Regions from separate parts of the Mus musculus genome. Here region 1 is linked to region 2. The links are chromatin loops, found by intact Hi-C in ENCODE. Cell type or tissue: heart. All regions are shown on one strand. Each heading gives the region's core, and the rest is flanking DNA. Links, peaks and the distances in the headings are about the cores only. Region 1 overlaps Gfod1 (glucose-fructose oxidoreductase domain containing 1). Region 2 holds the start of Sirt5 (sirtuin 5).

Region 1 (2,907 bases), core at 148-2,647, 170 kb after region 2:
AGCATTGGGTACTGTCTCATTCCCTCTATGTATACATGAAGATGTGACATGCCCAAAGCCACACAATGAGTGAGCAAATCGCTGTCTGTACTTGTTGTTCTGGCCGGGAAAGCATTCCTCATGGAGCCCTGTAGGGGGCGTGCTCCCACCTCAAGGAGCAACAGTATAAGAGGCGTGGCCTGGGGTCCACAACAGCCACAGTTGAGCAGGATGCCAGCAGGTTGGCAGTTACAGCTGCAGAAAATGTAGTTTTTCACCCCCTTCCCAGATGGAAATGTCACTTAGCTGCTTTTAAGCAGACTTTCCCATGTTGATGTTTAAGTGACTCAGCAGCCCTCGGCGCTGGAGACTGTCTAAGCATCATTGGCTGTCTTGGACTTGGTTGTGGGGCATAGGAAGAAGACACCCAAGGGAGGAACACAATGGCCATGGCCACCCACTTCTTTAGATTCAGGGTTGGGGAGCCCATTTTTCCTGATTTGCAGTTTGTAACTGACGTCTTGTACCTTCAGGGCTACCACACAGGGAAGGGAGGCTCATCCAGGCCATTAAGCTGCCTAGCTGATGAGCTCAGACCTGCACTGCACCGGACAGTATTCGCTGAGCTGTCACAGGAAGACCCGTATTTTACAGATGTGTTATGTGTTAGGGATAGAACCCCTAGCTCTGTGCATGGCAGGCAAGCTCTCTACCGCTCAGCCATACCTCCAACCTCAATTAAATCTTGAAAGTATTCAGAAAACCTTGTGACAACAACAAAAGGGCAATCTCTAATTATGCATCTCTGGAGGCTAGGGGACAGAGAGCCAGGTATTCACCCTGAGAAGAACGCAAGGCCCACTCTACTCATAGGCTATTGTCCTATTGCTGGATGTGAACTTTCACTCTGACTAGCCTGTGACTCTGGCTCCATTCACTGGTGATTTCTTTTGCCCACCAAAACCCCGGATCTTGCAGGACAGGATGACACTGGGGAACTAAGTACCTGTCAGACAATCCTATTTGTTTCCTTTGGGCAAGGGAGGTGTCAGAAGTCTGAAGTATGGCTCCAGAGCCATCCCCAGCACTTGTATTCTGCTAGCTCACTCCGGTCAGCGTCCAGCAGGTGGGTTACGCTCTGCATTTAGCTGGGGCTTCTAGAACTTCTCTGCAGTGATGTGGTTTCCTCAGAGTTTATCAGTCTGAGTGATTGCATTAGTACAAAGAAGCTAGCAGACCCAACTGGCCTTTTCTCCCCTGCATCAGGGTCCTTATCTGCTGGAGCCCTTAAGAGGGCCACTGAAGCCTCTGGCTCTCTTCCAGGCGACTGACGCATTGCACTACTGAGTTCCCTGAAGTCTGCTGCAGCCCCTTGTTTACGCCAGCAGAGAACAGAGTGATAAGAACAACATTCGAGTGGACACGCTTGACGCTTAGTGCAGCGTTCAAACCTTGCCTGGACCTGGAAATTGTCAGGGCCATAGAGTCCCCTGTCACTGTGTGTCTCCTGTGCCCTGCCCAGCTCTCTGCTGTCCCCTGCAGCCACCACAAGGGCTAGGCTGTCCAATGAGCCCCATAGCTTCTAAGAAATGCAGTGGCTTATTTGTAGTACTCCGTGACATCCCAGGTGAAGAAGCAAAAGCCTATGATCTGATCTGATCTCCTTTATTCTGCCCTGTCCCTGGTTTAGGGGAGGGAGAACCTTCTAGCAACTACGGCTTTGTTTGCTGCCTGGTGCTTTTATAGTCTGTCATTTTTTTTTCATTTCCTTTTTTTAAAAAAAAAAAAAAAAAAACACAAACCAAAATTGCATTGGTTTGGTTGTCATTGTCTAGTCTATATTTATTGTTTTACAAACATGGGTGTATATGTATGTATATGTATAAAAACCAAACTTATATATATAAAAAGTCAAGGCATGTATACTAGATATTTTAAAGTTATTTATCAAAGGGAAAAGATGTGTGTTATAAAGTAAAACAGAGTCTATATTTTATATATAATGTAGATAGTAAAAAAAATAGCTTATAAATTATAGAAGGTTTTACTTTTTGTTTTCTATTATTAAACAAAGAAATTTAAAAGAAAAAAGGACAGTGACTGCAGCTGTGCTTGGTGTTCTCAAGGCAAATCACTACGGAGCTGGAGGTGGCTTGCCCTCCCTCGGGATCTGCAGTTCCAGGCTCCTGAGTGGATGATGCCCCACTGGTGCCGATGTGGTGCTCTGGATCAGGGTCGACATGCTCAGCCAGCTGCCCCGGCTGCTCTGACATCGCTTCCCCTGTCCATGAATGGCTTTGACGAGTTGAGTGTTGGTGGGAGAAAGGACAAAAGTGGCAAATAAAGTCTTTGAAGAAGAGGTGATTCCAGCCTGGTCTTGTCTAACCCCAGGGGCTCTTGATTTGGGGGCTGCCCAGTTTGTGAGCTCTGAAGCAGACGGCAGTAGGGGTGGGAGCTCTGGGATGAGGCTCGGTCAATACCCATGAAGCTAAACAGGTGGGAACCACTGACTACAGACTCAAGAGATCTGCCTTAAACCATTCTGAAAATGTTGAAATAGAGGGAGAGGACCTATCTGTGTGCCCGTGCACGCATGTCTACATGCATGTTTGAGTTTGTGGCAAAGGCTAGACCAAAGCACAGCTTTTATATCAGAGGAGCAAATTTTAGAATTTTCTGTTTCAATATCATAAATCTTGTTTGGTGGCCCATGTCACCAAATGCTATTATTCCAGAAGTAGAGACAGGAGGATCGGGAGTTTAAGTACATCCTCTGCCAATAAGAGCATCTTTGTTCACTCTGATACAACACAGCAGAGGGAAGGCCAAGGCTATAGAGACTCCCCCATGACATGCAAACTTACAGTTAAGCTCAGTCCAAAATGGCCACTCAAACACCGCTAAAACAAAGAAAGCCTGCCAGGAAGT
Region 2 (2,907 bases), core at 155-2,654:
GGCTGGGGAGATGGCTCAGCGGTTAAGGGCACCGACTGCTCTTCCAAAGGTCCTGGATTCAAATCTCAGCAACCACATGGTGGCTCACAACCATTCGTGAGGAGAACTCCCTCTTCTGGCGTGTCTGAAGACAGCTACAGTGTACTTACATATAATAAATAAATCTTTAAAAAAAAATGACCCTGCTAACCTAAGTGAAATAAGCTAAGCAGAGCAGGGCAGGTGGACCGATTTCACACGAGGAGCATAGAAAGGAACAGAATGGTGGTCACCAGAGGCTGGGTGTGGGGAACAAGATGGGGGCATGGAGATGTCTGTCAAGGGCAAGTTTGACTGGTCTTTTGTAGGGCACAGCAACCAAAGTTGATAATGAAGTGATGCACATTTCAAAACTTTAAAACGAGTGAACTCGTAAGGTTCTTACTAAAAAATTTCGAGATGACAGACACATTAATCAGCTTAGCTATCTCTTCTTATATATAATCCATGCATTTATCAAAAGTCCCCACTGCAGCCCAGCAATATACACTACCAACTGAAATGCAGGAGTAGGCACAGGGCAGAGTGCATGGCAACTGTCCTGCAGAAACGTTCACAGGCCTTCCATAAAGACTTTTTGGACACCAAAAGCTCCCAAATGAGATCAGCACCCCAAGAGTCCCAGGCCTTGACACCAACCCTCTCCGCTCATACCTGCTCAGGGCTACCTGCCTTCTAACCTAAAGGGTACAGCCTGGAACCCAGCTGATCACCTTTCCCAACACGTGCGTGCCCACCCTCCAGCCCCCACCCTCGGAGGGTTTTCGGCCCACCTCTGCAGCTGTCGCTCCTGAGCTCCCATCTTCCCAGAGTTGAAAAGTGCGCTACCCCCAACCCTGCCCCCCTCTCAAAAACTTTGGGGCACCATCCTCCCGGCTCGTGGCTGCGCTTTGACCTTTCCCCCTTTCTCTGCTGCCACGATCACCACATCCTGCCGGCTCCACCTTCAGGTTGTGTCGTGATCCTACCCTTTCTGCACTCCCACCGCCACCACTACAACCCGTCCCTGTCACCTTAGCCAAAGTGCCCTTCCTTCCGGTCACTGCCTTCCCGGGCCCAGCTGCTCCCCTAGGTTTCACTCCTACGCCTGGCCCATCCAGCCAACCACAGCGTCGCCGCCGACCCCACCGGCACCCCATCGCGCATGCGCGGGATGGGGCGCGCGGAGCCGAAACAAAGCCCAGACCCCCACCAGTGCCAGACACGCACCTGCAAAAAGCGGTGGGGACCGTGGAGCAGGAGAGGCCTGGGGCGGGGCGCTCCACGTCCTGGTGCCAAGCCCTGGCTGCAGCGGCCCCTGCCGGAGACCCGGAGCGCGACATACTATTGGTGGGACCACGAGTCAGTGGAAGGAGAGGCGACTTGCATGTGTCTTTGTGACCTTCCAAGGCTCATTCCACTGCCCAAATAGGTCAAGAACTACCTACCGCCTGCTCTGTGGCCTCCTTGAGCACACTGGGGGATGCAATTTCAGCACAGAGCTTAGCAAAATCAGAGTCGATTCCCCTGAAAATCTGTGGCCTGGCGAGTCGGTTCCGGGCTAGCCCAAACTGCTCCAACACAACCTAGAGGTTATGATCACTACTGCTGGTGCAAGATCGACTAGCTTTAGGGACAGACTTCTCTGGTCAGGCTCATCAGCATGGCTTTTCTAATACTTCAATTGGTGATGGAGCCAGGGAACCAGAAAGGGAAATAATCCGAGAATTTGGGAGCAAACAGTTCACATTTATCTTTCCCAGGTTAAAACTCAAATGTCGCTGGGCGTGGTGGCGCACGCCTTTAAACCCAGCACTAGACTAGGGAGGCAGAGGCAGGCGGATTTCTGAGTTTGAGGCCAGCCTGGTCTACAAAGTGAGTTGAGTTCCAGGACAGCCAGGGCTACACAGAGAAACCAAAAAACAAAACAAACAAACAAACAAAAAATCTCTCCTCGCCTCTCCTCTCCCCTCCCCCTCCCCCTCCCCCTCTTCTCTTCTTTTGGTGTTGGAGATGTTGAACCCTGCACCTTTCTCGTGTTATGCAAGCACGCTACCACTGAGCTACATCTCCAGCTCTTCAGTTGCTTTTCATGCTTGTGACAATAACTGCCACACACGTTAATTCTTTACTATCAATACGTGGAGGACAGGGAGAGACATTCAGCTTCTTATTGCATATGTAGCCCTCCATCACCCACGGGGTCTGCCATTTCTTTCTTTCTTTTTTTTTTTAATTAGGTATTTTCCTCATTTACATTTCCAATGCTATCCCAAAAGTCCCCCATACCCCCCCCACTCCCCTACCCACCCACTCCCCCTTTTTGGCCCTGGCGTTCCCCTGTACTGGGGCATATAAAGTTCGCAAGTCCAATGGGCCTCTCTTTCCAGTGATGGCCGACTAGGCCATCTTTTGATACATATGCACCTAGAGACAAGAGCTCCGGGGTACTGGTTAGTTCATATTGTTGTTTGAGACGCTGTATTTCATCAAAGTCCAGGAGACTTCCCCCACATCCCAGCTCTGATGCTCCGGCCACTCTAACCTTTCTTCTAGGCTTGGAAAGGCCACCTTTTCCCAACCTCACCTCACACAAGAGATGGTCTGAAGTGGAAATTTCAGGTAGTGTCATGTGATGCAGACTCACATGGTGTCTTGCTGAGGCAAGATCCATGGAAGGACACCAAGAGCTTTGAAGAGAGTATAAATAGGACTCAACAGAATGGGGTGAGATGCTTGCTTAGCTAGCTTTGCAATGCTTCATTGGTCTCCAGCCTTTGCTGATCTTTGCTTCATTGATGGAGTTACGGCAAAGAACGTTTCCCGGTGTCCCAGCTGATCCAATTTGGTGTAGGCCTGGTGGTTTCTGCTGGATCCTGCTGCCACTGT

What was found. Peaks named below come from ENCODE experiments on the same cell type or tissue, not always from the same donor. Only the 100,000 strongest peaks of a DNase experiment are listed, where the experiment ranks them.
Region 1: it touches region 2 in a loop (2.2-fold over the local background); 1 of 42 quality-filtered maps calls a loop at or near these places.

Annotation. Positions count from the first base shown.
Region 1 is chr13:43,194,676-43,197,582 of GRCm38, reverse strand. It overlaps Gfod1 (glucose-fructose oxidoreductase domain containing 1), which reads left to right. Exons shown (of 2, transcript NM_001033399.4): 2 at 1-2,064. Among named protein-coding and RNA genes, the nearest start is that of Gm40929, 24 kb to the right of the region's middle. In heart, for the core only: a CTCF peak has its summit at 1,517; a DNase peak (open chromatin) is centred at 1,392; H3K27ac peaks cover 1,973 bases.
Region 2 is chr13:43,363,886-43,366,792 of GRCm38, reverse strand. It overlaps Sirt5 (sirtuin 5), which reads right to left and starts at 1,258. Exons shown (of 9, transcript NM_178848.3): 1 at 1,249-1,258. In heart, for the core only: a CTCF peak has its summit at 1,336; a DNase peak (open chromatin) is centred at 1,212; H3K4me3 peaks cover 1,383 bases; H3K27ac peaks cover 1,449 bases.